Regions from separate parts of the Homo sapiens genome. Here region 2 is linked to region 1. The links are chromatin loops, found by intact Hi-C in ENCODE. Cell type or tissue: IMR-90. All regions are shown on one strand. Links, peaks and the distances in the headings refer to the core of each region. The heading gives the core; the rest is flanking DNA.

Region 1 (16,233 bases), core at 8,883-11,382:
ACAAACTGGATGACTTTTTCTAATCACCTTGCAACTCCTTCTCCCTCCCTGAAAACGTTCCTTCACTCAAACTACTTTAAAGAGCCCACAGTCTGACTTCTGCACCTGTCACTCTTCTGCCACCACCCTCTAGAAGGCTACTATGATGTCCCAAATCAATGCAGTGTCCCTGTTCCCATCCTCCTTTGGTTCCTCTACAGCATTTGGCACTTGTGGCCATCTAGACCCTGATGCCCCTTTGGCATCTGAGACCTGGATTCTGCTCCCAAGGTGGGGTCTGTGTGGTGGACAGAGTCAAAACCACAACATTGCCACTGACTTTCTATATGGTGCTGAGAGGTGGAGAGGGGTGCATCATTGTAAAGCCTCTCTGTTTGTAAAGCTAAACTTGTGATATCCACCTTATAGCTGTTTGTTGAAGATTGAGTGGAATAACGCAGGTGAGAGCATTTTTATATCATTCTTTAGTATGCATTCACTCAACAACTATGCATTGAGAGCCTACTAAATACCAGGAGTAAAGTGCTGAAAATCAAGGATCCACGGTGACCCTGTCCTCAGGAACTTATAGCTTCATGTGGGAACCTTTGTAAATCAAGTAATTGTACAAAAAGATACATGGTTGCAACTGCAATATGTCTGGAAAGAGAAAACATAAGATGCTGTGAGGGAATATAATGTAAAGATTTGACCCACCCAACCAGAAGAAGTATGAAGCGCTTCCCTAAAGAAAGGCCACTGAATTGAGAATTATATGTAGAGGGTAGCGAGGCCAACTGATGACAGCAAATGTTCTTAAGCAGGGCAAAGGCCCTGTGACAGAAGGGAACCTAGCAGGCCATGGGATGGAGAGAAGACCACAGTGGCTGAAGCACAAACGGAGGGGAGGGAGAAGGTAGTGCTTGAGAGGTAGATGGGGACAGAACAGACAGAACTTGTGGGGCCTTGCGGGCCGTGATAAACTTTGATGTGTATCGCAAGAGCAATGGAAAGCCTTTAGCGGATGATGCTGTGGTCAAATCTGCATCTCCTGATGCTCTTTCTGGCTACAGTGTGGAGGGAATTGGAAGAGGCCCCCGTGGCCACAGGAGACTGCTTCTCATTTCCCCTTGTGCTCTTCCTTCTGTTGACTCCTACGTATACCCCCTGCCCTTGTGGTTCTGGCCTCTCTACCTGAATTTTTAGCCACCTGCTGGATCTATCTATCTGGTGGCCAGAAATTTAAGCACATCTTCTTAGTTAGTCTCTGCAGATGGAGCCTATGAAAATATCTTCAGTTCCTCCCCTACCTTGGCCCAATCAGTTGTCATGTTACATAAATATCTGGCAGATAATGGTGAACATACAGCACCAGTGTACGGACTTCCCGCACAGTTTTGAGAATATCTTTCTGGTCCTTAGGCTTATTTGTTTCCCCTTTAGCATACCCAGCGCTATTGCTGCCAGATCAATATTCCAATGGGCACCTCCAATGACTGCTTTTCTCTGATTAGCCTCCCTACATTCTTTTTTTTCTTTTTTTTTGGAGACAGAGTCTCCCTCTGTTGCCCAGGCTGGAGTGCAATGGCACGATCTTGGCTCACTGCAACTTCTGTCTCCCAGGTTCGAGCGATTCTCCTGCCTCAGCCTCCCGAGTAGCTGGGATTACAGGCATGTGCCACCACGCCCAGCTAATATTTGTATTTTTAGTAGAGATGAGGTTTCACCATGTTAGCCAGGCTGGTCTCGAACTCCTGACCTCAGGTGATCCACCCGTCTTGGCCTCCCAAAGTGCTGGGATTACAGGTGTGAGCCACTGCGCCTGTCCCCTCCCCACATTCTTTACATCTGTTGTGCATTCTAGCCACAGTCCCCTGCTTCTTGCTTTTATTACAGATGTGCTGGGGTGCTCCAGCCCGATGCCATTCTGCCTTTATTTTCATCTGTTGGAATTATAGGCATCTTCTATGCCTCAGCTGAAATACCACTATTGACAAAAAACCTTGTGGACGCTTCCAATCTTACATGAAACTTCCGGTCTTCAAGCCACTTATAGGACTTTACTTCTCTCTTTAATGACACATATCACACTGGGATTTGTATTATCCACATGTTGTAGATATGTGTTACTCTCTCTTCTGAGCTAACTTTTTCCTGGAGATCTGGGATCACAGATGGCTCACCTGTGTATGAGTTATAACTTTCATATCTGTGTCTTGTGCAAGGAAGATGCTCAGTACTTATGTATCAAATCAGTGTCTGTTAGGATAATAAATAATTACGCATGTATGAATTAAACCTGTCTATTCTTTATTACCATGGTGTGTTTTCTGCATTCTTTTAGAAGTTTGGAGCAACGAATTATTTTGTTATTCTATTGTGACTATTCCCTCTGTCCCATATTCAAGCATACAAATATGAGAAAGGCATTTTTGAACTGCATGTTATGAAGAGAAAAAAGAAAAAGACAAACCAAACAATTCTTTGTACGTTTCATTTTGGTTAGAAGCCAATGTAAATGCTTGTGCTATAAGAACAAGCATATTTCCTGCCGTGAAGGCTTGGCTGTTTATCCTGGGACCCCTCTCTGACACTGGCTGCCCTCGAAAGACTGTTAACCCCTGCTTTGAGCCAGCAAACCAGATGTGGGTTTTTTAAGCAAATTATTGGTTATTTCACCACATGTAGTTTTTGCAGTTAAGTGTTTCCAGCTTTTCAGAGCATTCCACGGGAATAACATCATATTTTTCCTCCAACCTGTTAATTAACATAATTATTTATCAGCCCTAAAACCACAGCTTGAGTTTGTTAAGTGGCTAGCTGAACATATATTCACTGGATGGAGACCAATGCTGCTGGAGAGAACAATTCAGCAATAAAGAAAAAACTGGAGGTCCTTGGGGGAGGGGGAGTGGTGCAACATGCTCCATTCCCTTCTTGCTTCTTGGGACTCATCAGTGTGTGCTTATGCTACACCTTTAGGTGTTGGCTTCACTTCCCCAATAACTTGTCATCAAGTCAATCTACTTTTTCGACTGAAGAGTTTGTCATGTGACCTCTAAGTTCCCATCCAGTTGTTTTTCTTTTTTTAATTTTATTTTTCCATAAGTTATTGAGGGTACAGGTGGTATTTGGTTACATGAGTAAGTTCTTTAGCGGAGATTTGTGAGAACCTGTTGCACCCATCACCCAAGCAGTATACACTGCACCCTATGTGTAGTCTTTTATCCCTCGCCTCCCCTCACTCTTCCCCAGAAGTCCCCAAAGTCTGTTGTATCATTCTTATGCCTTTGCATCCTCATAGCTTAGCTCCGACATATCAGTGACAACATACGATGTTTGGTTTTCCATTCCTCAGTTACTTCACTTAGAATAATAGTCTCTAATCTTATCCAGGTCATGGTGAATGCCGTTAATACATTCCATTTTATCCCATCCAGTTCTAATATTTGAAATCTGACATTGTAGATTCAAGGGGTAAAACTGTGAAACTGCAACACCTCAAGACTATTTTTCCTTCACTCTCCAAATCTCATGGCACATTCTTGGGATTAGCAGAAAGTTCTTTCTTTCCCCCGCCCCCTGCACTCCTACCCCATGGTGCTGCTTTCCCACCAACTGGGAAAGGATAACAGCACTTTAACAGATTGAATACGGAAACAGAAATGGGAATCCAGCTATCTGCTAATAAGCCAGATATTAAATTAATGAGATTTGCAAAACAGTAAGACAATGCTACCCTTCTCATTAAATATTTTTGGTTTTGGAAAATATACTTACTATTCATATAAGTATGATATTTATGACAACATGTAATATATTTATTGTTATCTTAAGTAAGTTTAAAAAATTATCAGTTTTAATTTCAAATAGAAAACATCAATAAACGCTACCTATATAAAACAGAAGCTTTTTGGGAGCCTTAATAATTTTAAGAGTGTGAAGAAGCACTGGGACTAAAAAGTCTGAGAACCATGGCCTTTCATATATCAAGGATGTGAACAGATCTTATGCTACCAAGCTTTTGTCATTCTATTAGGCAAATGGTAAGTTCCTTAGAAAAGAATTCAAACACGCTGGGCACGTGTAAGTGTTTAAATACTTTGACAAAAGCCACCATGAGGGGCTCCATCCTTAAGGTGCCACAGTCGACTGAGATTACCTCTAACAGTCCTGAGCCAGCTTGCTCTAGAAACTATAATGCATGTGCTGTTAGGGAAGAAGCCGGAGAGCTGAGGATGAGAGAAGCTGGTAGCTATGGGGCCCAGAGAAGGGAAGGAGAGCCCTGGGATTAAATTAATAAGTTTTGGGGAAATACTTGTGGGTAGGGGTCCTGGGTATCTACAAATTTCCTCCCTTTAGCATTATTCCTTGAGAGCAGAAAACCCATTTGCAGAATTCAGCTACTGCCTGCACTGTGGTTTTTGTGAAGACAGTAATTAGTAGCTTGCAGTGGATTTCATGTGAAAGTTATAGTGGCTCCAGGCTAGACCAGAGATGGATACATGTCCAAATGTTTAAGTCAATGTTTAAATGGCCGAACCATAAAACGTTTGAATTTGATTCCAATTCCTGTAAAGCAGACCCCATCTTGCAACTTCTTGGGACTATATTCTGCTTCTCTCACAGTTCGTTGACAAAACCTCTTTCCTGCCAACAGAGGTTTATTAGCACATTAGTGCTCGCCCTCACATTCCATTTTGAGAAAAACCTCACATACCCACAGCCAAAAGTCATTTTCATTCTATTTGCAGAAGCCAAAGAATAGCATCTTCATATCACTTTGATCAGAGTTACAGTCTCCATAAGAGAAGAAAAAATTGCAGCAACTCTTCAATGACACAGTTTTTCTTGGACTACTAGAGGCGCATCAGTGATAAGGGTGGAGAGATGTACAGTCCTGTTTTGGGGTCCAAATAAGTCCCTTTAACATTAATACCCAAATTTCAATGATTTATTTTTCCTTCTCCCATTGAATTGCATTGTTAAAATTACCCTCAATGATTTCAGAAGTCCTCAAAATAGGGTGTCTCTGTTATGCTAACGAAGGGGCCCAATCACCTTGGAAATGAACTTATAAGAGCCTTAGTTAGCCATCTAACTAAGTATCCTCCCGTTCTAGCACTTTAAAAATTCTACTTAGCGTTATCTGGAATTGTCTTTTTAATTTATACCAGTGTGTGTTCTGACTCACTCCTTCCATTAGAATATAACTCCTGGAGGCAGAAATTCTGTCTTGCTCATACTATTTTCCTGGCACCTAGAACAGTGCCTGGCTTTCAGTATTTGTTGAGTAAAAGAATGAAGTTACAGTGCCCCTTCTGAAAATGCTTTTTCTCCAGGAACAGTCATGCTCCTCTGATGGAGTCCACACTGAACCTCAGTTTTAATCTCTACTAACATTTGTGGTTGTATCTTTGCAAGGACAGGCTCAGAGAGAAGCATAAGGTGGGGTTTCTGCCACGGAATTGCCTGTAGTCTACTTGAGTGCTGTATTGTCAGTTAGGGTCCTGCAGGAACAGAAGATAAACCCTCATTGGGTAATTTGAAGTGAGGCTGATAAAGGGACTATCTATAAAGATATGAGCAAGGTTGAGAGGATCTAATGAAGGATGCTACTATTCCCTTCAGCTAGTAATGACAGGGAGCTGTTGTCTCCCCATAACCCCAGGAATGTGGTTCTAAGGAGAGGGCCAGCCAAGTGGACCTGGAATACTCCAGAGGAAACACGGCCAGCTTTGCCATGTGCTTCCATGACAGAGCCAGAATTATGAAGGGAAGCCAGAGAAGCCGAAAACTAACAGGGGGAGAAGGGAGAGAAGAGGGAGAAAGAGTAGAGAATAAAGACTTCTTGGACCTGCATGGTGTGAAAAGAAATGCCTTATGGTCCAGCATCTTCTGGATTCAGCGTGTGTTTGTGATTGTCTGATAAGAACATTGCAACGCTCTCAACACCGTGACAACCGTCATTCCCCAGTCGATCCTGAAAAAGTATCTGTAGATCCTTAGGTCTCTGGAGTATTTAGAGTATAGCATCTCTTAATATTAATCATCTTTACAGGAGAACCTTCAGGAGTGAGGCTAACTCATCTGTGCCACTTAATGCCGGAGTAACAAAGCCCCCATCCACTGAGGACGGAGAGAGCAGATTGTAAGGAGAGAGCAGATTGTGTGGAGAGGCAGGGGTTTCTGTCACGTAGAAAGCATCTTGTACAATGTCTGACACACAGCAAGTGACCAAAATGTGGTGAGTAATAATGATATCAGGCTCCCGACAGGTAACTTGACTCTTTTAGGTTTCTGAAGCCGGTCTAGAAGCAAGCTGAGCTGGACCTATATCAGAAGACCCCAGCAGCCCTGCCCCGAGTTGTACTCAGCGGCAGAAAATCCAGCCAAATTCACACTCAGGCAGTCTGGCTGCAGCATCTGCTCTCTAAACCTTGTGGGTGCCCCACCCGTAGCCCCTCAGTACTTGCTGTTCTTGGACACACCAGAGGCTGCTTACTGCCAGCCTTATGCTCTCTCCTCAGGGCTTTCTCTGGTTGCAGGCACAAGTAGACCAAAAGTACCAGAGAGTTAAAATCCAGGAACATCTCTCATCTAGCAGCCTAGACTTGGTGACTGAGTACTCCGAAGAGTCTCTGCTCAGCTGGGATGGCTCTCAAACTGGTTCTTCACAGTCCTTCCCCGGCTCCTAGCAGGACTGAGTCCTGGCTGCCCACAGTGTGACCCTGCTGATTAATGTACCCTGCATTGACTTTCTTCCCATCCCTGGCCCAATATCTGCTTCTTTTCTGGTCCTTCCTGGGATCACATCCTAAATCAACTGCTTGCATTCACGTTCTTGTCCCAGAGCGGGTTTGAAAGGAGACCAAGCCTAAGGCACCGCATGCTCCAATCTCCTCACCTTCAATTTCCCCCATGCTTTAATGTTTCCTTTCTCCCAGCAAACTCTTCCACCAGCAAACACTCTCTCCTGTGGGTTATTTATAACTTAGAGTGGATTTAAGCCAATGTATTCCATGTATTTCCAGAGTTTCTTCCATTTAATGGGGAGGTCAACTCAACTCAGCGAGTTTTGCCTCCATCGTCCTCCATCAGCTCTGGGGATTATTCAACAGGGCTGGCTTTCTTCTCTTTCCCGCATCACTCTTCTACTTTCGATTCCAAAGTGTTAGAGCTTTCCCTCCGCTCTCTCCAATGACCTGCTATGTTTTTATCCTTTGGAAAACAACTTTTTTTTAAAAAAGAAAGAAAGAACACACATATCATTCTTGTTCCTCTGCTGTCTCCTCTTCAGTGCTAGATTTGTCCATTGACTTTCAAGGCTTTATATATCATGTTTGGATGGGTGACCTCTAAAGCTATATCTCCACCATTAATTTCTCATCCAAATCCTGGTCTCCCATGGTCTATGGAACATTTCAACATCCATATCTCTTTGTCCCAAATAAAGTCAGTAGATGCAAACGGAATTCTTCATCTTCACTTTAAAACTGTCTTCTTTTCCTAAGCTGCCTACTAATATCAAAGAGAACACCATTCCCACAATCTTTCAGTTTCACACTGTAGTATTCATGTACATTTCCTTCCTCTCTTTTGGCGTCTTAACCCTTTACCACTTCCTAACTCTCCTCTCTAACCACAGACTCTCCCTGTTTCACACTGCCCTATAGAAAGCTGAGTTAGTTTTTCCCAAATTCTGCATTCACCGTGTCATTATGCGGCACAAAAAAATACCGGTAGTAGCTCTCAATGGACTTCGGAATAAAACCCAGGTTTCTCAAAATGTTTGTGCACTTCTCTGTCCTTTTCTTATTTCTAAAAGTTATTTTAGATCTACACAAATCTTGACTAAAAACTATTATTTTATCTTTCTCTATTTCCCTGTTCTCTTCTCCAGCCAGGCTGGTCCACCCAGTGCTCTCCAAACACCGTGGTCGCTTGCATCTGTGGGATTTTGCTGGTGATCCTTCCCTATTTATCTGAGGTAATGTATCTTGACCCTAGCCATTATGTGCTAGGCATTATGCAAAACTCTGACATTGTATATTATCTCATTTGATCCCTATGACAAGTCTGTGTGCCAAGAGCTATTATTGCCTATATTTTATAGATAAAGAAATTGAAGAACCATGAAATTAAGGCACATTGCCACATCATACAGTGGGCAAATGCTGGAACAAGGTTAGAATTCCCTTCTGTCTGAATACTGTTTTAAAAAGTACTCCAAACTTGTAGATCCTGTCCATATTGTGTCCTTTCAATGTTAAATGAGAGCACTGTCAAACAGGCCTCCATAAGGAGTACCTGGTTCTCCAGAGAGATGTATTTTTGTTTGACTTTTATTATTATTGCTTAGAATCTAGACTCTGTGGACTTATTTTAACTCAGTAGAGATTGTCAAATTGCAAATGATCTTTTTACAGTAGAGAAGCAAATATTTTTGTCCAGTAGGAAGGGGAACCTCAAATGTTACAGTTTTTGTTGTCCCATAGAACATTAACCAGTTTTGTTTTTGACTTAGCAATCTTATTTCAGTCTTCTGACTCTAATGAACAACATGTACTTTGATTTCTTGTACATTCTGTTGAATCATCTTTACAATATACTGATTCCCCCATTAATGAGCTAAGTAGAACTTTGAAAGCTATGCACTTCATATTTTTATGAGTCATGCTTTTAATGTTTAGAAGATTATACTTTGACAATGTAAAGCCTACACACTTATTGTGCTTAGTAACTGACTCCCAGTTCCAGAATGCTTGCTCCTTATCCATCCAAATCCTCCCCTTTTCTGTCAAATTTAGATGTAGGCTCACCTCTCCTCTTGATATCCACCCTGAATATTTCAGCTCATGCTCATCATTTTTTCTTAGAACTTCTAGAATATTCATTGGTTTTAATGACATAGTACTTTGAATTTTCTCTTATTGTCTTATGCATCTACCTCTCGCTCTATTTCCATCTTGATCTTGATCTCAATCTCAATTTTGCGATCCATCCATCTATCTTCTCCCTCCACTCCCCTGACCCCAAGGTGCTTAGACTAGCTTTGGGCACACAATATGTGTTCAGTAAATACATGTGGAATACAATTTAATTCAGCTTTGCAGATTAGCCTTTACTACAGCTTAGAATTCTCCTGATTTATATTTAAGTATCTCCAGTCAAAACAGAGAGGCATTGTATCCAAGAACGAGTAGCCTTCTGGAAAGAATAGTAGTGACTAGAAGATTCTGTTATCACACGAGGAGGCAAAATGTCTTCTGCAAGCCCAAGAATCCTAAGAGTTAACTTTAGAATTTGCCCACTTAGCTAAACCTCATTCCAAATGCCACTTTTCTAAAAAGCCAGCCCAGTGGCAATCTGTGCCTTCCCCTTTCAACCACAACTCTGTTTAATTTCAAAACAAGGGCAGATAAAATATGCTAATACACAGCAAGTCTCCCCATTGCTATTCATTGGGAAGTCCCTTTCCAGTGTGAAAGTCCAGTCTTCCGTGAATTCACAAACAAATGATTGCTCTTGTTACTGGCATTCCACACCGGTGATAAAACATGAGAGTGAATCAGCCTCAGCCTAATTGTATGAGTTTTCTTCTGGAAGGTGCTGTGCTTTTCGTCTTGAATCTATATGGAAATGCATCTGTGTGCACATGTAGGTTGTTTTAAAATAAGTGCACATCTATCTGTCGGGATGTTAATAGGAAATCCTCAGAGACTTCCATTTAGTGGTGCTGATGGTAGTGATGGTGGTGTGTTTTATAAGTTCAAAGTGTTTGCACTTGAGCTGTAAGAGTCTTCTGTAAGCAGTGGGCTGTTTAGCATACCATGTGGGCCACAGCCTCTGACATCTTTAGCTAGAAAAGCAAAGGGCTGGGAAAAGGAACACGATGGAGTACTAGCAGCCACGAGAGAGCAGGGCTGGAATGCTGGCTCTGACCACAAATTGGTACACGGAACTTGTGTTTTTCATTAGGGTTGCTGGAGTAATGCTGGTTTTTAGCATTCCAAAGGATATTCAGACTTATATCAAATTAAATTCTCCTTTAAAAATCACTCTATGTTGGAATAACATCAAGGATCAGACGGCAATCAAGAAAACTCAGGAAATATAAAACTAAACCTAGCTCTGGCTTTTTCTTATGCTGTTGGTATGAATGTACAGTGTACATTGTCCATGATTCAGACGGTAATCTGGAATGCATCTTACAGATGAAGTTTGCCTAGAGCTTTTAATTGACTAGTTAGCTCAAGTTTTCAAATATTATTTGTGGATTGTAGAAGACAACTCTGAGTGACCATAGTACATTTGTATGCCAGTGCAAAACAAAAACATAAGAATATGTTTCATATTGTGCATAAACACTTAAGTAAGCCATGTATTTGTTTATATATGCTTATATATCCATTTGCGTAATTTACAACTAAAAGTCCCAAACTGGCTAAAATCAAGCAGTTAAGGAACTTGTATCTTATTCTAAAATCAAGCTCTCACTATAAATCAATCCTGTCTTTCTCTTTCTCTCTCTCTGTTTCAAACACATACCCAACAAACATACACCCCACAACACATACACACACAAAATTTATGTGTGCACGTTGATGTTTCTAAGTTCCTAAATAAGCATATATATTAGTCAGATAGGCTTGGCAATGCTGCAGTAGTAGACAACCCCAAAGTCTCTGTAGCTCACCTGAAGTTTTCTCTCTCTGCTATAGCCCTCCATGAATATGGGCAAACAGTTGTCCTCCATGATTGACCTCTGAGCAATCCAGGCTACTTCACTCTTATGGCATTTCCATGTTAACACATGCATCCAAGACTGTAGCAACAAGGAAAGAATAGTCTAGGAAGTTAACCACAATTAACTACCATATGTTGTTTCCATGCACATTCTATTGGCCAGAGCAACTTGCACTGCCATACCTGACATCAAAGAGAGCGAGAAAGGACATCTTCCCATGTGTCTGAAAGTGGATACTGGTGACTAACAACAGCCTTATAGCATGATTAATGTAACCTAATGATTATAACTCAAAATCAATCAGGTAATAGCTTCCTCCCCCACCCATCTCTCTCTCTTTCCCTGCCCATTCTCCCTCTTTCTCTTTTACACACACACACACTCTCTCTCTCTACTCCAGGGGCATAAGTGAAGTTCTTCTGTTTTCTCCTGAAAATAGACTAATCCAGGTTGATTACAGAAGCCATCATGCCATTCTTTGCGGGTGGGGTATTGCAGTCTGTACCTTTCTACAGGAGTTTCACATCATATTAATATCTAGTCTTTACTGAGAAAGATTTTCAGGTCCTGTCCTGAGAGTTAGTTCTTAAGGAAAACAGAATTCTTTTCCTGAGTAGCAGTGAAAGAAGTGGGGGAGAAGGAAATGAATTAGCCCAGGATGGGATTGTAGGTGTTCTCCAAGCTAGACTCAAGAATTTCACAATATTGTTGCAGACCAATGATGCTGGTGTAGACTGACAAAATGTATTTTCAGTCCTGATGGCTGAAGGGATCAGTAGATGAGTGGGATGCATTAGGATTTCCAGGTTCTAGAAAGGAGGAGTCAGGGATTCCATTTACAAAAGCCTTTCTTGACAGTGCTTCTCCCCATGAAAACTAAGAGAGAGTAGAATGGGGTAAGGGATTGAAAAGTGGGGAGACAAGAGACCTTCTATGTCTGGGAAGACTTGCCCAGGTATTCAGCTGCACTACAAATAATGGCAAGTGCTTTTGGAATACACAAGGCCCTGTAAGATGTAACCCCTACATTCCTGTCTTCAGCATTGTCTTGGATCACTCTCCATCCCCTAACCACCTGCCTCCGAACTCTAACTTTCTACCGTGCTGGGCTTTGTTCTGTTCCTTGAGTGAGTAATTCTCCTTTCTGCACAAGGCCTTTGCATAAGCAGTTTCTTTGGCTAAGAATGCTCTTCCTCATCCCTTCTCACCTAAGTAATGCCTGTTCATACTTCAGATCTCAACTCAAATGCTACTTCTCACAGAAGCCTTCCTTGAACCTGAGACAAGGGCAGCACCCTCATTACCATATGTCTTTACGTGGATGGGTGTAGTGGTCTGAGTAATGCTTTTTTCCTTCTAGTCTATAAGCTTCATGGGGGATCATATCTGTTTTTCTCACTGTTTTATCTTTATTCTCTATCCCAGTCCTTTGAACATATTAGAAACTCAGTAAATATTTGCTGAGAAATATAGTGTTATAAAAATAAATGATTACAATCTCTAATATTTATATAAGCATATTTCCTAATTTTATACTCAAAATAGATGAGTTGAACAGTGAGAGATAGCCTAGGTTGTGATTCAGGAGCACAAGTGGACTGGTTTCCGTAGCTACGACTCTCTATTCAGTACTCTCACCTTGGAAAAGTCACTTATCTTCCCTCACCAGGTCTCATCCTTATGTAAAATTAGTGCTACATTCAATATTTATAAAGAGGTCCTACAAATAAAGAAAATAAGATACACACCAATAGACACATGTATGAACAGAAAATTGGTAGGAAAGGAAATACAAATAATTAAAAATATATTAAAAGAATATTAAAAGACCTTATTCTTTAGTGAAATGCAAAGGAAGCAGAATCACAAAAGAAATCACTTTGTAATTCAAATGTACAGAGGAAATGTTTCCTTTTCCTTTTTTTTGAGATGGAGTTTCGCTCTTGTTGCCCAGGGTGGAGTGCAATGGCGCGATCTTGGCTCACTGCAAACCCTGCTTCCCGGGTTCAAGCAATTCTCCTGCCTCAGCCTCCCGAGTAGCTGGGATTACAGGTGCCCGCCACCAAGCCTGGCTAATTTTTGCATTTTTAGTAGAGACAGGGTTTCACCGTGTTGGCCAGGCTGGTCTTGAACTCCTGACCTTAGGTGATCTGCCCGCTTTGGCCTCCAAAAGTGTTGGGATTACAGGCATGAGCCACTGTGCCTGTGGAAGTGTTTCTTTATTATAGAAAGTAATGTGGTCTTCTTCCAAGTCTCAGTCATTGAGCAGCAGGAAAAAAACTACATCATAAAATTTACTCCAGTCAAGTAACTACAGTCTAGGCTGATGCAAATTTTAAACAGTCCATTGCAATTTTGCTCAATGGCTTTAGGTAAAAATGCTGATGCTAGTGTCCCAGAGTTCCACTTACTTTCCTGGCTTCTCTACAAAATGACTATGGATGTATAAAGAAGCTTATTGGGTCTTAATAGTGTGGGGTTCAAGGGGAGGAAGCCCCACCTCTGTATGGGATGTCCCTGTAATGTCTTCTTACCCTGGGGCTTCTCTGTCCTGGCCATCTGTTTGCCAGTCTGATGCCAGAGTCTGTATATTATGATTTGTTTGCTGTTTATTGACTTGTTCATAGTGAGGTAGAGTCAAGGACTAGCTATAGCTCACTTAGGCTCCCATTGACCCTCCCTGTGTGTCTTTGCCATACCCTCCACCTGGACTCCTGGCCTGCTTCTAGCTTCTGCTGGTAGCCACTTTGCCAGGCCACAGCTGATCTGATGGCAAAATCTCTGTCTCCCAACTCAGCACCCATGCTACATGGGAACCAAGGGAGGCTCATTTTTGGGAGGCTAGCCCAAAAGATGACACCCTCAAGGCTACTAGTGTAAAAGCCTAGACTCATGGGGGACTATCCCGGAATGACCCAAAAGGGAGTAGGGATACAGGAACATAATTTTTCTTTTTTTTTTTTTTTTGAGATGGAGTTTTGCTCTTGTTGCCCAGGCCGGAGTGCAATGGCGTGATTTCGGCTCATCGCAACCTCTGCCTCTGGGTTCAAGTGATTTTCTTGCCTCAGCCTCCCGAGTAGCTGGGATTATAGGCATGCGCCACCATGCGCAGCTAATTTTGTATTCTTAGTAGGGATAGGGTTTCCTCCATGTGGGTCAGGCTGGTCTCAAACTCCCTATCTCAGGTGATCCTCCCACCTTGGCCTCCCAAAGTGCTGGGATTACAGGTGTGAGTCACTGCACCTGGACACAGGAACATATTTTAGGTTTAGTAAGAAAAAAAAAAAGCTGAAACTTGAAGAAAGAGGTGACATTTAGCTGGTCTTAAAAAACAGATATGCCCCTTTCCTTAGGGGTGTTAATGAAGACCTGGATTCCACTTTTTTTTTTTTTTTTTTTTGAGACAGAGTCTCACTCTTTCCCCCAGGCCAGACTGCAGTGGCACTATCTTGGCTTATTGCAAGTTCTGCCTCCTGGGTTCACGCCATTCTCCTGCCTCAGCCTCCCAAGTAGCTGGGACTACAGGCGCCCACCACCGTGCCCGGCTAATTTTTTTGTATTTTTAGTAAAGACAGGGATTCACCGTGTTAGCCAGGATGGTCTTGATCTCCTGACCTTGTGATCTGCCTGCCTTGGCCTCCCAAAGCGCTGGGATTGCAGTCGTGAGCCATCGCACCCGGCCTGGATTCCACTTTTATGCAGCACCCAGATGGGAGCTGAACCATGATTCTCAGGGTGGGACTGGGACTGCATCCCAAGAGCAGTGGCATTGAGCAATTGTAGTACATCTTTATGCCTACGTGTGCCCCAGAATCTTCAGGGAGTTGCCTGTCTTCAAGAGAGAGACAGACTTAAGCCATGAGGCTACAGGCAGACCAGCATGAAATAAAAATAGAGAGCCCTTCTAGAATTCTCTGGAAGGCATAAGCTCTAAAGTCAGTGCTGGTGGTGCCAAAGTGTAAGAGGGAACCCCAGTGTCTATTGGAATGAGTTCCCCGCCAGTCCAGTAAAGTAGAATTTAGAATAGATTACATTTGTTTAGGGAGAGAAAATAAATGTGTGGTATTTCTCTCGCTCTAATATGTGAACTAAAAATTTTACCCACACACAAGAATGTAAATATCTAAAGAGAGGTTAGGAAAGAGAAGGACTGGATGATTTTCAACAGTCACCTCTCCAGTGGGAATCTTAGAGAACGGTGGTGAAGGCCTTTCTGGTGTTTATTCTGTGTTTATTTGTAATGTTTAGCTCATTCACCACAAGACGCCATTCTGGTATTAGTTGCATCATAAGCACATACAATCAAAAGAGGATAGACCCAGGTAAGATCTAAGAGTTTCTGGCAGCTCTGCTACTCTCTGGTGACTTTCTCCATAGCCAGAAACAGGTGAGAGGGGCCCAGCTCGGGGCACCCTAACTGTTCACCTCCCTAGTCCTAACCCTCTGCTAAGCTTCACTGTTTGCCTGTGGTTCTTAACCCTGGCTGCCCGGTAAAATCGCTTCTGGGAATTTTTTCAAATGTCACAAATACATAGACCTCTTCCTCGGAGACTGTGAATTGATTGGTCTGGGGTGGGCCTGGGCCTCTGTATTTTTCAAAGCTCCTAAGTCACTCTAATGGCAACCAAAATGGAGAACCACTGCTAGATACTTCCAGGACATCCTAACCCAGCAAAATGTTTCCTGTCTCTGCCTTGGTCTGTGCTAGATCCTCTGTCCTGAATGCAGTCCTGAAATTTTGTCAAAATTTTTTCTGTCCTGGAAGTCTGTTTCCAAAACACACCTTCTCTGTGAAGATTTTGTCCCCGGCTGTTATCTTTCCTTGCTGAGAACTCTTGTTCTTAGCTTTGTTCATCTTCCTATATGATCTATATCATCTTGTTCAAAGCCTCAGTGGGTTTTGTCCATCTTCCTATATAATCTTTATTCTGGCACATTTTGCACTGTAGTCAGTTGGGCGTTTGCTTATATACAAGACTGTAAGTTCCCTGAGACCAGGGCAGGGTGTACTCCCCTTTGCCAGGTGCCATGGGGGATACATAGAGCTCTGTCCACAAAGAGTCGTGAGCCAGTCACATTGAAACTCCCTAATTATTTTAGCCAAACTACATCCACATGGACTAAATTAGATAAATGTTTGTGGGAAATGGGAGGATAAATGGATCATATTAGCTTTCAGCAAAAGCATAGCTCGTTACTTTTTTCCCGAGAATGTGTTCTGAAGAGCCACAATCTCCATGCACTTATTGTGGCCACTGGAAGTCAGATGGAGCCCATTGCTGCGATAGTATCTACTTGAATGTGGTGGGGGAGGGGGGCTGGGATTTAAGAATTCTGATTTCACCAAAATGAGCTCATAAATTAATCTCCTTAATGTCCTTCGGGAGGAAAAAGCACCCACAATTTTAGTCCAAAAAGTACAGGGAAAGCAAGTCCCAGAGAATATGTGAATGTCAGTTAAGTAGGAAAGGAGAGAAAAAATATATATTCCTTCCAAAATATGC
Region 2 (16,233 bases), core at 5,300-7,799, 87 kb before region 1:
CTATTTATTTATAAATCCTATATAGCATCAAGAAAGCCTAGAAGAAACATCCTTTTGTTTGGCTTAGTTGTCATTACATGCAGGTGAAAACTGATGTTAGTAGAACTTTCTCTGGGGGTGGTGATAGTGGTGTAATTTAGTGAAAAGAATAGGGGTTTTGAAATCTGGCATATTTGAGTTTTAATGTAAATCTAAACTCATTATTGTATCTTTCTAAGCCTCAGTTTTCTGATCCATAAAATAAGGAAGGTCTCAAGTTAAAAAGGGAGAATCTGCAAAATACCATACCAAAGGGAACCAGTGAATTACCTGGTACTATATATGATCATTTCCTTGTATTTGTGTCTTGTTTCTTATTCTTTCATCTAATAAATATAGATTAAGTATCTACTATATGCCAGGACTGTTTTGGGTGTTCATTTCTTTGACTCTGAGTTTGCCCTGAATGGAGTTATGGCTTTAGGGCTGAGTATTGAAGGGACTAATGCCATATTTATTTAGTTCATTGGCAGTAACCAGGGAGGAGTGAATTTCAGAGCTTCATCACAAGGTTCCACTTAAGAAACCAAATTGCAGTCTTAGTGGCATAGTGGTTTGGTGATTTTCATCCAATACCAGATGTAAGGGCTGGAGATGAGTCTGGCTGACACAGTCACTGTTTAGAAGCTGGAGTGAAACCTTGGAATTTCATCTGGAAAAAGTTGTACTTCTCCAGGAAACAGAGTGGGTTTTGGTACACAGAGACCCTAAAAACTGAAATGAAATGGGGCTCACTTCCTTGTGACTCTAGCCCCCATCATATGTCCCGCAGATGTGAGACCAAGTACTTGAAAATATTTGAAGTCAATGGATTATTTACAACAGGAAAGCACAGATTTTACCCAAGCCAGACCTTAAGAATTTCAGTCCATCTTTCCCAGTTACCTCTCCATGAAGTCGGTCAGTTGGGCTTTCAAATGGGCAGCAATTTAAGACTGTTCGTGAATCATGACATGAAACAAACATTTAGAAGATAGGCTTTGGGTAGGGAGAGGTGGAAAAGTACAGATACTTTACCTTGTCAAGAATTAAATTGTTATTCATTTTCCTTCTTTTATTCATCAGGACATTGGGCTCAAGGGACTTGCAATTGTAAAGAGTAATTATGATGGTAGCTCATATTTGCTGAACATTTTTAAGTGCCAGGACTTTCTCTGGTTTATTATTATCATGAACGACTGCCATTTAGGAAGACAAAACTTGACTTCAGCCTGTGCTTCCTTGGAAAGCAGTGCTCTGTAGTGGAAAGGATAAGTCATTGGCATCAATGAGACACGAATCTGAGCCCTCACTGTATGGCTTTGAGCACATTATTAAACATCTGTCAACCACAGTAAACGGTACTCTATTGTTCTCTCCATTTTTCATATGAGTAAACTGAGTCTGGAAAGAGTTGAGCCACATGCCCAAGGTCCATAGAAGAGCTGGGGCGGGGTGAAGGGAGTCCAGTACCTGGTTCTTTCCTACACACTGTTATCAGGTAGATGTTAGGGACCTTGTGGGTCATGGAGGGACAGGAAACATGCCCCCTTTTACACATGAGGAAATGAGAGCCCAGAGGGGTTGAACTGGCCATTCCAGTTACTACAGGAATCAGAACTGCAGCTCAGGTATTCCCCTCCAGAGAGGGCATGAGAGGGGTGTACATGGAAGAAAACTAACAGCTCACCAATATTTCATCTTCCATTTTTCATTTCCTGGCTCTGGAACATAAGTCAGGATAAGATCTGGATTAGATCCATTTTACCAGTTTCCCATATATCACATTTCGACAAGATTTATGGATGTTTTCTCCTGGGCTGGAGCAAACACGGGTGGATTATGAGGTTGTGTTTACATTTTTCTGCTATCTCAGGCAGCATTATGTTAGTCTCCAGCTCCTGGCTCTGTGCCACCTGGATAAGCTTTTGCCATTTGATTCTTTCCATTGTGCACACACTTGTCCCTTCACCTTCTCTGTAATCTCTGCACTTTCCTTTGTTATCAGTTACACGTTTTATGCCAGAATGGCTATGGTGTCATTCTCCTGCTTTTGTTTTCTGGTGAGTATGGAGAGATTCTCTTCTAAATAGCTTTGCGTACTGGGGGATTGACATTTGTGATCTTATCTCTCCCTGGATAAAAATACTCCTTCCTGTAGTCTCTCAATTCAGAGCTCATAGTCAGTCTTTTCTCTCCTAATAGCAAATGCTTTGAGTTTTTTAGAAGTTTGCAGAACACTTCCTTTAGATCCTCTATAATGCAGAAAATATTTTTTGCTCAGAGCCCCAGAATCATGTTTTGTGGAATTTTCTTTTTAAAAATAGAGGCCAGGCACAGTGGCTCACGCCTGTAATCCCAGCACTTTGGGAGGCCGAGGCGGGTGGATCATGAGATCAAGAGATTGAGACCATCCTGGCCAACATGGTGAAACCCGTCTCTACTAAAAATACAAAAATTAGCTGGGCGTGGTGGCACGTGCCTGTAGACCCAGCTACTTGGGAGGCTGAGGTAGGAGAATTGCTTGAACCCAGGAGGCGGAGGTTGCAGTGAGCCGAGATCATGCCATTACACTCCAGCCTGGTGACAGAGCAAAACTCTGTCTCCAAAAAAAAAAAAAAAAAAAAAAACAAGAGCCAGTGCCTTGGCTCTTGGCTTTTGTGTTGTTTCCTCTTAGGCCCTAAATGGTAACCAGACACAGACTCACATTCCATGGTCCTCAATGACGCCCTCTCCATTTCTCTTTTCCTCTTGAGGTTCATTATTTTCTCCAAATTAAAACGTTCTGGTTGGAATGAGTGAGAAGAAAGAGACAGGGCAGCAGGGAGCTCCAGTTGTGCAGAGGGATTATATCTAGGGGGGTCTTCCTTGCCGGTCTCTGATATGATTAATCGGCCGAAAAGAGCGAGGCTTTGTAGTTTGAGGAGATCGATTTTGAAAGGGTCTGCTCTTGTTACCCAGGACAGTAGGTTTTAAAAACAATTTTTAAGAATATTTTACAGACATTTCAGAGCTTCTGGCTTTATCCCTATGTGAAGCTGCTAGTAGTTCATTTGTTTGTGCATTCATTTGTTCTGCAAATATTGATTGCGTGTTACTGTGCATCAGGTACTGTGTTGGGCCCTGAGAACACTGGGGTAAGCAAAACAGACTGGCCCCTGCTCTCTCAGATCTCACAACAAAGTGAGGGTGACAGATATTAGGCAAATAATCACATGAATAAGTGACCATCTGCACACTGATAGAAAGAGAAGAGGGTCTCCAGGGTGTGCATGCTGTGTGCATGTCAGAGCAGGCTTTCTTCTGAGGAAGAGACTCCTGAGCTAAGATATGAAGAGTGAGAGTCTGTTGGGTGATGGTTGGGAGGAGGTTTTGGATGTGCTTTTGGTGGAGCAGGTCCCTGTTCCTGATAGAGGGAATGCTGTGCGCAGAGGCCACATGAAGGGATTAGCATGGTGCATGGGAAGAAATACACCTGGGCCAGAGAGGCTGGGTTTCTGAGTGTGAGAAGGTGAGTGGAACCACAGGGATCAGCGGGGTAGCCAGAGCCCAGCGATAGGCTTGGATGAAAGATTTAGTCTTTATCTTTAGGGCCACTGTTGGTTCTACACTGGGAAATGATACGATTAAGTTTGCATTTTAAAAAGATCACTCCAGTTTCAGTGAAGAGAACAGATTTTCAAAAGGCCAGAGTAGATTCATTCAATCATTCATTCACTCATGTATTCAAGAAACATTTACTGGGCTCCAACCATGGGGCAGGGACTTTTCTCTCTACAGTGGTGAGGGAGTTCCCGGCCTCCCAAAACTCATATCTAGTGAGTCAGGACAGATAGTAAACAAATACATAGTTTAAGAGAAAAGATAACTTTGATAGAGGTAAGTGAGTGCAGTGAAAAAAAAATCAACCAACAGGAATCCGACAGACAGCACGGAGGCACTATGGTCTATGATCTCTAGTTCTATTGGGTTTTCAGGAAATGCCTTCCTGAGGAGGTGAGAGTTTCCTCCCTAGACGCAGCATTACCCCCTCCCCCTCTTTTTTTGAGCCTTGCCTGAAGCAGAGCTGGCCACTTTATTAGCCCTTTACTTGCTAGTCCTCAGATGTGCTGACTGTGTACACGAACACTTCAATCCCCCCGATTTTCCATGGCCTTTATGGAAGTCAGAGTATTTGAGCTTGAAGGAGCTTTTAGGATTTTCTGATTCAACTCCATCATTTTATAGGACACTAAGCAGAAGGCCAGAGAGGTACTGTTCAAAGAGTGAGCGGTCACCCTGTCCTAGCATCCAGGCCATCTTGTCCTGGGGCCCAAGCCTCCTGGCTCACCATTCAGCACTCCTGGTAAGTGTGAGGCCACAGCTGTGCTCTCTGAGTCCATGGAGGCTGTTTCCAAGGTACTCTTCATCCCTGGGTGCATAGGGGACTCCAGATACCTGCAGAAAGTGATTAATGGTCCTTTCTTCCACCCTGGCATCTCCTAATGCAAAAATGTTGGACAGCAACCAATTTAATTTAGAATCCAGAAAATACCACTTTTTTTCCAACCTGGCTTATATTAATGGTATTTTAAAAATGCCCTGCAGCTCTGAAGCATATTTAAGACCATGAAAGAGCATTACGAAGCTTTTGCCCTTTACAGAGTTGCATGGAATGCTAAGTCCAGAAAGAAAAAAAGGGAAATTCTCTCTTTCCCTTTGGTTTCTTAAGATTTAAAACTCAATAAGCCATTTCTTATTTAAGATTTTGTAAAAATAACTATTTTTTCCCTGTAATTGAGTCTTGTTGCATGAGTTTTAATCTAGAACGTTGTTTTCATGGTTGAGTTGAAAATCCCTTTGGAAATCATGGTGAAACCCAAACTGAAATAGTGCTTATTGAACTAATAATTAAAGTTTCTTTACATTAGCTATCTTAGGAGATTTCTCCTCTTCTCCCTCCCCCCTGGTTTTTTTCAGAAACATTGTTCTGGGAGAAAAATCCCAGTTATCTGAATTCATCAAGTCAAAACCATAAGTCATTGAAGAAAGCATTAGGTGATAATTTTTATCCTTATGAAAAAGCATTTTATTTAATGAATTTCAGATATAGTGTAGTGCTAAATAAGTTTTTTTCTCTCCTTTTAATGAGATATGTGTTTTATGTTCTTCATTTTCAGATGAAGAAATTGAAGCCCAGAAAAATTAAGTAACTTGTCCAAATCCAAACAGATGAGTTAAAATCATGATGACTGTTTAGTGGCTTGAAGACATTTTGTGTAACATTTCAGCTTCAATAAGAAGACGGGAGCTTGGTGCAAGGATGTTTTACTGGGAGCCTACAGTGGAGCTCAGAAAGTCATGTTCCGGCTGGACGCAGTGGCTTATGCCTACAATCCCAGCACTTTGGGAGGCCAAGGCAGGTGGATTGCTTGAGCTCAGGAGTTCAAGACCAGCCTGGGCGACATGGTGAAACTCCATCTCTGCAAAAAGTACAAAAAATTAGCCAGGTGTCATGAGGTGCAACTGTGGTCCCAGCTACTTGATGGGCTGAGGCAGGAGAATCCCTTGAGCCCAGGAGGTTGAGGCTGCAGTGAGCCGTGTTGGAGTGAGACCCTGTCTCAAAAAAAAAAAAAAAAAAAAAAAGAAGTCATGTTTGAATATTCCTTTGGGGCTTTTGTTTCCTCATGTTTGCTCTCAAAACATCAGAATGCCACAGAAGTTTGTTAATTCTCTGGATCAATTGAGGAAGGAAAAGCATCAGCACCTCCTCAAGAATGCCATAGGAGGTGTGTGCTGGGATGCTCTGAGCTCTGCAGCAGTGATGCATGCAGCTGGAGATGTTGAAGGTCAGATGCAGGTGGTCAAGCATTTTAGTTTCCTGTGGCTACTGTAATAACTAAAGTGGCTGAAAACAACAGGAATTCATTATCTTACAGTTCTGGAGACAAGAAGTCCAAAATCACTTTCACTGAACTAGAATTGAGGTGGTGGCAGGACCTTGGTCCTTCTGAAGGCTCTGGGGGTGAATCTGCTCTGTGCCTCTCCCAGGTTCCAGAGGCTGCCAGCATTCCTGGGCCTGTGGCAACATCACTCCACTCTGTGCCTCCATGGCCTCATTATCTCCTCCTTTTCTGTCTGTATCAAATTTCTCCCTGCCTCCCTCTTATAAGGCACATGTGATTGCATTTAGGGCCCATGCAGGTAATCCAAGATGATCTTCCCATGTATAATTATTTGCTTAATCCACATCCGCAAAGAGCCATTTTCCTTAGAAGGTGACATTTACAGCTTCCAGGGATTAGAACCTGACATCTCAGTAAGCCATTATTGAGCCTATCATACTGAGCCTAGATCCCTCCTGTTGGCCTCATATATTCATGGAGGACAAAGGAAAAGGCTAAAGGCCAGAGACCAGCAGAAGAGTGCATTCTTGCTTTCCAGATTCGGGTGAACTGTCATAATCAGTGTCTGGCAGAACAAAAGACTGAGGGAAAAAGTTGAAGCAATGCAAAGCCCCAGAGTGACCACAATGGCATGATTACTGCTGAGTTTGTTTATGAGAGGAAAGAAAGCAGCCATGTTGGAAAGCCTTGGGCGGTTTTCATATCCTGGAAGTTATGTAGAAATAGCTGGAGAGGAATGCATCATTCAGGAGTGTAAAACAATTTCTTGTTTAAACAGACCCCAAGGCTTGAGTGGTTAAAAAAATTCCTCCCAGAGAGTGGAAATGAAAAAAGCCCTTCAAAAGGTTATTAATGTGGCCACTTGCAGACAAGGGAACACATCACGCGGAGTCTCTTGCTGATTTTACCCCATGGAGACTGGTTGTGGATGACGAACGATAAAATGGAAGCATCCAGCAGTGGTAACTTAATGTTGTGGTGGGGAATAGTTTTCTTTCCTGACCTCATTTGTAAGAAGGGAATGGAGGAGGATGAAGATGCCTCATTAGTGGAAACTATACACTCCTGTCTATTCACTTGCTGTAGATGAAAGAACACTCCAAGATACTGCTCCAAAAGGAACATTAGCCAAACTAGATCTTCTCTTGTAAATTTCAGAGGCATCTGTAGACATGGGTGACAGGGAAGCCTCCAAGCGATCAACTTCCCTGCCTTTCCAACACCTGAAAAGTGGCCCTGAGGTTTTCCATTGAGGTTTTCCAAATACAGGTTGCCAGTGCTTCTGAGTGTGCCCTGAGCCCTGGTGGTTGTTTTTAGGATAGAAAATACTTTTCTCTTACATGGCCACCTGCCCTCTCTCCAGGTTCTGGGGCTTCCTGAAGGCCCAACTGCCTTACCTCTTTTCTCCTCCTCAACCATCATACATTATTCTTATGACGAAGTATGTTCCAGAAATGGTGTTCAGACAAAAATTGTGACCAGGTTCGGTTATCCAACACAACACTGAAAGCTGCTGATTCTAGAATAGAGGTGATTAGGATGATCATTTATTTGGCAATGTTATGATCAAAGATGAATGAGTAGACTAGAAACTGTTTAAATGGCTTCTTCAGCACCCTCAAGTCAATGACTTAGAGCTTCTATCCTGTGTGCTGTGGGTCACTAAAATCTCTCCATCACCTGCCAGTTCCATTCTGTTAAATGTATATTAACAACTTTGGTATATCTTGTTAAGGGCTCTGCAGCAGAGCAATCCCTCTTACTAAACTGTTGGAGCACACCATTGCATACACATTTTTTCCCCTTTGCCAAAGGCAACTCTATCTAGGACAACTCCATTCCATCCATTCCAGGGCATGATGCATAGCAAAACGGAGCAGTCCTGTGACTCCATGCCCTGTCAGTGACAGCTCCAGACAAGACCAGACTCATGGACATGGTGGTGTTTGACCCTTTATTTCTCCCAGGGCTGCACTGTGGAAATATTATTCCTATTCTATCACATAAATGCCTTTTTATCACTGCCTTTTCAAATAACCAAGTAATTGAAGTGCAGTTGTCTCCCACATTATGTAGGACATTTTTACTAGCCTTGATTATATTTCCATTAGACTTGGTGTAGCTGACTTAGTAACTAGGCCTAGGACAGCAGTGATGGATTTGTCTGATGGTCAGTCATTGAGTGTGAACTCATTGAAACCTTCCAAATATTTGAAATTTTTCTAGATTCAGTTTGGACTCGATGTTTGCAATGAAGCCATCTTTTAAATTCCCTGCCCTAAAGTGACCTTTTACTCTATGAACAACTCATGCTCAACAGGGCAGAGACATAGTGTGACTTCCTCTCTTCTCTACAGCAGCATATTTACCTGCGAGAATGCCAAAGAACAGGCAAATTTCTGCCCAGTAGAGTGATTTTCAGTTGATCAGATTCAGTGGGGACACATATACCTCCTCATGGGAGAAACAGTGATGTCTCTGGAGGAGTGTTCACAGAGTAAAAAAGTATATTCAACATAATTAATTTTTTCTCAAAATAAATAGCAAGAAGTAGAGGCTTTCCAAATCTCCTAGATGATAAGGGATCATGGATAACAGAAAATAGAGTGGGAAAATGTTATGGGACAGAGCGACCGTATGTTCATGTGTCCCAGTTTATACCAGTTGTTCAGGAATCATTATTTATAGCACCCCTTTTATTCTTCAAGTATTTGTTTAGACATTAAATTATATGATTACCCTAGTTAAACAGAGCTTGGGAAGTACTCATCTGATAGGATCTCCAAAAAAGTTCCCGTGGAGTCCATTTTTGCATTGCTGTAAAGAATACCTGAGAGTGGGTAATTTATAAAGGAAAGAGGTTGATTTGACTCACAGTTCTTCAGATTGTACAAGTCTGGCACCAGCATCTATTCAGCTTCTGGTGAGACCTTAGGAAGATTTTTCTCACAGAAGAAGGAAAAGGGGCAGCAGGCACATCACATGATGAGGGAGAGAGAGAGGGAGAGGAAGCAAGAGAGAGAGAGGAGGGGTGTCAGATTCTTTTAAACAACCAGCTCTCCTGTGAACTAATAGAGTGAGGACTCACTCATTACCACAAGGGCAGTACCAAGCAATTCATGAGGGATCTACTCCAATGACCCAAACACCACCTATCAGGCCAACTTCTGACATTGGAGGTCACATATCAACATGGGGTTTGGAGGGGACACATGTCCAAACCATATTAGCTCCTAAAGTTGTCCTCAAATTCAAGGTGCAATGTTTGAGAAGAGAGTTTGTGTTAGCAGAATGGCTTCCCAGCAAAATAAGTTTTGGTCATGCATGTTTTACAGGAGAGATCAACTGTGTTTGGAAGAGATCAGATAGTGTTTATGAGCACACTGCATGCCATAATTCTGAAGAATCCAGAGGTAAAAGGTATTTTACAAGAAACAAATATAGTTCTTGTAATGGAAGCATTTAGATGTCACTATGAAGAGGAGTGATGGAAATTCATAGCAAATATAAGGTAGGAATAGAAATGCTCAAAAAATCTATTAGGTGCTTTTTTTTTCCTGACACTTTGGATATCTCCTCTTTAATAATGTTCTTAATTACCATTGTCTTTATATTGTACAAGGTAGACAAGTTGATTCTAACTTGGTTCTGGCTTCCTTCTTCTGCAAAGAGAGAGAGAAATAGCTGAAGGTGAAGCCTTGTAGGTTTGTTGCTCCTACGTTCATTTGGGTCACACGGTGGCTTCTCTCTTGATTATGTGGAGGGCTTGGATTCTTCTAGCCCAAATAAAACTTGGCCACATACCTTTGCTCAACATGCACTGACCTGGGGGAACAATATGTTGTAACACAAGTTGCAATTAGTCATTATTTTTTCAGTTCCTGTGTGAGAAACTATGATTTTAACAACCAAAACAACAACAGCAGCACCAAAACAAGATAAATGTGTGTAGCAAATTTCCTTAAATGAGCATTGCCAGTATATTTTTCTCTTGCTAAATAACCTCCTCCTGGATCTCAACATATTATTCCCCGCCCTCCCTCATTTAATTCAGAAATAAGGGACAACCCTTCCGCAGCAGCTGTCCAGAGACCACCACAGCCTGTGAGAGTCTCCAGTGGACAACGGTTGTCTGATTGAGACTCTTCCTGGTGTGCTCAGAAAAACCTGTACTTTTTTTGTTTCAATTAGTTTTATAGACATTTCAAGCTGGGGCCTGCATTTTTTTGTGGTAAGCTCACCCCTCAGCACTCCCCATGGGGCTCACTAACCTTGGCTACCTTCATCGTTTATGGGAGTTGAGCTGTGCATGCTTGAGACTGCCATTTGTTTCTTCTTGCATTGAAATAACTTGCTTTTCTCTTTCAGCAACCCTGGGGTTCAACAATTTGAAACTGCTTCACACCAAGAGCAGAGAAACTCGCTCTGTGGTTATCACCTCAGAGAGACACAATACCCAAAACCTGAGAACATTCGCCTTGTTTTGTTGGAGTCAACACATCTGCCAGGTTATCTGTCTTCAGTCAACATGGCTCATAGAAATCCATGCTGAATTATTTTTTAGGAAGTTCGGTTTTGTTGACGATGGAGTTAAATGTTATTCGTGTTAAAGTGAGTCTTTAAGAAGATGGCCGGCTGTGTTTCTACATAGTTTTGACATCTGTCTTCATTTCTCATTTTTCCTCTAAGATGTTCTGCACATATTTGTCAATTTCTGTGGTCTGACTCAGAGCACAGGAAGTGTGGGTAAGTATCAAAAGAAAAATTCTTTGAGAATTTCTTTTGCTCATTCCCTGTTCTTCTGGTAAATGAATGCCTGAAAAGAGAAGGCAGTCAGTTATCTCGGTTTGGTTCAGGGTAACAGGAAAGTTGCCCTGAATTAAACATTTCTGTCCTATTGGCCAGCTGGGGCACTTAAAAATCCCAATCTTTAGACCACACTCTCTTAATTGTGGCATGTGGGTTTCTAGGAGTTGTAATTAAACAGCCCACAGAAGGTGATTTTACAGTTTCAGCTTTTTTTTTTTTTTTGAGATGGAGTCGCGCTCTGTCGCCCAGGCTGAAATGCAATGGCATGATCTGGCTCACTGCAACCTCCGCCTCCTGGGTTCAAGCAATTCTCCTGCCTCAGCCTCCCAAGTAGCTGGGACTACAGGTGCCTGCCACCATGGCTGGCTCATTTTTGTATTTTTAGTAGAGACAGGGTTTCACTATGTTGGCCAGGCTGGTTTTGAACTTCTGACCTCAGATGATCTGCCCGCCTTTGCTTCCCAAAGTGCTGGGATTACAGGCGTGAGCCACTGCACCCGGCCTACTGTTCCAACTTTTAAGTGTGTCTTCCTCTCCTTCAGATTCAGGCCCTTTGGCCAAGGATAGTGACAACTGATTAAGGCATAACAGGCCTCTGTCAAGCTGCTAATCAAGTTATGGGGCAGTAGGGACCAACATGCATGATGCCAGCAGCAGCCCAGGAATCTACCCACAGGTTAACCTCAGACTCTTAGGAAGACGCTGGGGCGCAGGATAATACAAGGAAGAGGGAAAGGATAGTGAGAAGGACCTATGTCACTCCTTATGTAATTTTCCCTAGTGTTGTCCAAAAAGAGTGTAGACAGGGTTTGTAAAAATATGCACCTGAAAAACCATGAGTGCCTTTATCTGTTGTTTAAAATTTACTTTCAATTTTTTTGGTAACAACTTTATTGACATGTAATTCCTATACTCCACAGTTTACTCACTGAAAGTATGCAATTAGATGGTTTTAGAATATTCATTCACAGAGTTGTTCAACCATCATTTAGGAATTTGCTCGCCTTTCTATCCTGCCATTTCCTCTCTCTGGAATGTTCTTACCCCAGTCATCGACTCTCTCCCATTTCATCATTTAAGTCTTTGCTCAAATGTCACATCCAAGACGCTTAGTGCTCTTCCCTTACCAAAATCACCACTCCACCCATTCTCCTGCCTCCCTCCTGCTCTAGTGTCTGGACAGCACATCCCCCTCTGCCATGTTCTCGTTTGTCTCCTGCCTGTGGTCCTCAGCTCCTCCAGGGCAGGACGTTTGTCAGGACGTTTGCTGCTGCCCCAGTTTCTGGGCTGGTGCCAGACTAGAATTAGGGGCTGGGAGGAGGAATGGAGGGGGCTGGCTGGCTCTCCTCTCTGCACCCAGCCCGTTGGAGGAGGGAAAGAGACTGGAGCCCTAAACAGACAGGGCTGGCTCCCTACAACTTGCTACTGGGTTGGCCAGGAACGGATGCTGCTATAGTCACCAAGCATTGGCTGAGGTGAAGTGCGAGGAAGCTCAGCATGGGCCTATGGGAACTTGAGCCATATAAATTTCTGTGTGAGCCCAAGAAATTATTTGCCATCTCTGAATGTCTTTAAAATGAGGACATTGGATCTCTGGCTCCTTGTAGTTCTGACACTGGAGTTCTGATGGAATTCTTTGATCAGGTGTAATTGAACAAATGCAGTTAAGGTGTCCCGGAGTGCTTTCTTTCATGGATCCCATCTCTCCAGCTACCTTTGCCACATTAAGCTGCTTATATTTCCTCCCTCCTCTCCACGCCCAATACACATGCTTTTGTAAAGACAGAGTTTTCTAATGCCTGGGGTCTTAGATCTATACGGCAGGAGAAGGGCTAAATAGAAAGTGTGATTTGGGTGTGCTATTTGAGCTGGAGCTAAATTTGAGTAAAAGCTTTGTCTGTGAGTTTACAAACATACAATTAAGGCTCTCACAGTTATCTAAATCCATTTTCTTGCCTTATAATTTTATGGTTAGAAGCATTACAGTTGTTTTTAGATTTTCATTATAACTGCAGTAGCCACAGACGGAACCAAATAGTGTTTGTTTATTTGTGTGACAAATTATGCCCCTCAGCTAACTATACTGTGTAATTTGCATTGGGTGTGTGTTTTGTGAAAGAAGTATACATTGGTCTGAGGGTCTTTTCTTCTCTTTCCTCTATCTTCTTCCCAAAGCAGTGCTGATAATAGAAAATTGGAAAATAAAAGGCACATTTGTGTACTACACACACGCTTGACTTCAGATTCCACTCCCCACCATTGTAGCTGGGTAAACTTGGGAAAGTCAGCTTATTTCCTCAATTTTTTTTTCACACAGTGAACTTTGTTCTTTTAAAATACCTTATTTACAGATCATCAGTAGGGGAAGAGTAATTTAAAGTATTAGGAACTTCAGGCCAGGAGCAGTGGCTCATCCCAGCACATTGGGAGGCCGAGGGGGGTGGATCACCTGAGGTCAGGAGTTTGAGACCAGCCTGGCAAAACCCCATCTCTACTAAAAATACAAAAAAATTAGCCGGGCGTGGTGGCGCATGCCTGTGGTCCCAGCTACTAGGGATGCTTAGGCAAGAGAATTGCTTGAACCCGGGCAGTGGGCGTTGCACTCCAGCCTGGGTGACAGAGCGAGACTCCATCTCAATTAAAAAACAAACAAACAAACAAACAAATAAATAAATAAAGTATTAGGAACTTCAGTGTCACTTGAAGGTTGATTAGAAATGAAAATCATTTCTGATGACTTAGGTACTTCCCAGCTATGAAAACTCCTGTAGTTAGTCAACTCTGCCTCTCTGCTTTTTCTTTAATTTGTTATTTTTTTTATTGTGGAAGAATACATATAACATAAAATTGGCCCTCCTAACCATTTTTAAGTGTAGAATCCAGTGGTATTAAACACATTCATCAAGTTGTGCATCCATTACCTCCATCCATCTTCAGGACACTTTTCATCGTGTAAAACAGAAACTCCACACTCATGAAATAGTAACTCCCCATTTGTCCCTGCTTCAAGCCCCTAGCGACCGCCATTCTCCTTTCTGCCTCTCTGATTTTAACTCTTCTAGGTACCAGGTATAAATGGAAGCATACTGGATTTGCTTTCTGTGACTGGTTCTTTTCATTTAGGTTCATCTATGCTATAAGCTGTGTCAGAATTTCCTTCCTTTTAAGACTGGTTAATACAATATTCCATTGTGGTATATCTACACTGCATTTTGCTTATCTATTCATCTGTCAGTGCACGCTTGGATTGCTTCCATGTTTCGGCTATTGCGAAGAATGCTGCCATGAACGTGGGTGTACAGATATCTCTTTGAGGCCCTGCTTTCTATTCTTTTGGGGATATACCCAGAAGTAGCACTTCCATATCATATGGCAACTCAATTTTTAACCGTATGAGAAACCACCGTACTGTTTTCCACAATGGTTGTACCATTTCTTTTTTGTTTGTTTTTAACTTTTATTTTAGGTTTTGGGGTACATTGAAAGGTTTGTTACATAGGTAAACTCATATAATGAGGGTCTGATATACAGATTATTTCATCACCGAAGAATTAAGCCCAGTACCCAATAGTTATCTTTCCTGCTCCTCTCCCTCCTCCCACCCTCCACCTTCAAGGAGGGTCATTGGACATTGCACTCCAGCCCTGGAAACAGAGCGAGACTCTGTCTCAGTTTAAAATAAATAAATAAACAATGTATTAGGAACTTCAGTGTCACTTGAAGGTTGATTAGAAATGAAAATAATCTCCGATGACTTAGGTACTTCCTAGCGATGAAAACTTCCGTAATTAGTCAACTAATTGACTAATTACAGGGTCTGTTGTTTCCTTCTTTGCATTCATAAGTTCTCATCATTTTGCTCCCACTGATTTGCATTTGAGTTCAAACAAGATAATTTCTGAACTCCTATTGCAAATTGCTAAATGCTGTCTAAATATCTACTAGAGATGATTAGAATGATGGTTAATAAGTGCTATATTTCACATCAGGTTAAAATTTCTTCCAAGATATCTTTCTTTTATCTGCATGTATAGAATTTAGATCTTAGCATGAATGGGGATGAATTTATATCCATCTGTCATCTGAGATACTCTATGTGAACAAGGACCACTGTTGATCTGGCTGACCATATAAAATATCAGATAACAAAACCTTGAAAACTCATATTGGGAGTGTATGCTTTTGTCTAGTGCTTCTGGTCCTTTTAAGCAGCCAACAAATTTGCATTGAGACCTTGCTGACTGTGGGTATCGGTGATTTTTGTCCATTGACGATTTTATCTTTAGTTGCTACTTCTTTGGTTTCAAAGAACTACATGTGACAAAAAGTGGCAATGTCTTAGGAAGTGGTTAAGCTGAGTTTATAAAAAAGGAATTGAAAATATGTAAACATTTAAGCAATTTGAATTGATTAGGAACTTGGATGGGGGTAGTGCTTCAGTTTAATATAACTCAAGAGTTCTAGATAAATCATAATTCTTTAGATGAAGGCTAGTTTGTTCTGGATTCCTGCTGAGATAAAATGATCATAAATTTACAAGTAAAGAATAATGTAAATACCTTAATGTCAAAGTATTGCTTTACAGTTCATACAATACTTCTCAGTAAGTTGTATCCTGAGAGATCTTGTTTCTGCTACATACCAGCTGATGACCTTAGCAATGACCATCAGGCTGTGGACCTTAATTTCCCCCACCCCGGTAGGGTAAGAGGCGTGGTCTGGGCTCATCCTTCCAGCAAAGCTCTGTCTAGCTAAAAAAATCTACAACCCTGGTAACTTCCACTTTTATTCTCTCTGCTTTGTAGATTAGAAATCAGAGGAGGTGTGAGTCTCTCATGATTGGATAGACTGATTTAATTACAATTCTTAGAAAAATATTAATGCCTTTCTTCCTCCATTCCCTGTGTTTTGGGCTCCTGCTGTGAGTCGGGCCTTCTCTAGTGCTGAAGACACGGAGTGAAGAAGGTGGCCTCTGCCCTGGCCTTCTCCTGGGCTCTGGGGTGAGCCGCTGTCCTGGATTGCTCTGGACCGAGGGGCTTCCTGCCCAAACTGGGAGAGCCCCGGGCAAACTGGGATAAGTAGGTCACTCTAAGTGGGAGATACTGAGCATAAATGAGTATTTTTTTTTTAAAGTGAACAGTTTCAGACAATGACCAGTGTTCTGTGGGAAACCCTCAGGATAATGCAGTGCTGAGCATTTTGGGGTGGGGGTGGTGTTGGTGAGCTAACAAGGCCTCTGAGGAGACCACGGATACGCTCCAGGGAAGAGGGATAAGGTGGATGGAGACCTGGTGAGAAATAGAATGTTTGAGAAATAGATCAGTGACCAGGATGAACCCTGTGAGCAAAATCGTATGTTCTGGAGGGAGGGAGAGGTAAGGGCGTTGTGGGTCTTAGTAAGGACCCCATACAATAACAATAGCTACTGTTACCTTCTGGCACTTCACTTACTTCATTACAACCAATTCATAATCACCCATTTTACAGATAAGAATACTGAGACATAGAGGCTTTAATGAAT

What was found. Peaks named below come from ENCODE experiments on the same cell type or tissue, not always from the same donor. Only the 100,000 strongest peaks of a DNase experiment are listed, where the experiment ranks them.
Region 2: it touches region 1 in a loop (2.4-fold over the local background); 3 of 110 quality-filtered maps call a loop at or near these places.

Annotation. Positions count from the first base shown.
Region 1 is chr9:87,187,929-87,204,161 of GRCh38, reverse strand. LOC105376126 (a long non-coding RNA gene) reads left to right here. Exons shown (of 15, transcript XR_007061642.1): 13 at 6,041-6,226; 14 at 7,883-7,969; 15 at 8,096-8,212. Among named protein-coding and RNA genes, the nearest start is that of LINC02872, 47 kb to the right of the region's middle. RefSeq lists an enhancer at 3,801-4,302 and a silencer at 11,714-12,008. In IMR-90, for the core only: no CTCF peak of the experiment used is centred there; DNase peaks (open chromatin) are centred at 9,501 and 9,871; H3K4me3 peaks cover 315 bases; H3K27ac peaks cover 1,604 bases.
Region 2 is chr9:87,271,059-87,287,291 of GRCh38, reverse strand. It overlaps LOC105376126 (a long non-coding RNA gene), which reads left to right. Exons shown (of 15, transcript XR_007061642.1): 2 at 4,246-4,363; 3 at 5,178-6,865; 4 at 9,239-9,414; 5 at 9,526-9,603; 6 at 10,272-10,411; 7 at 10,593-10,649. Among named protein-coding and RNA genes, the nearest start is that of LINC02872, 130 kb to the right of the region's middle. RefSeq lists an enhancer at 9,696-10,895. In IMR-90, for the core only: no CTCF peak of the experiment used is centred there; a DNase peak (open chromatin) is centred at 6,691; H3K27ac peaks cover 1,852 bases.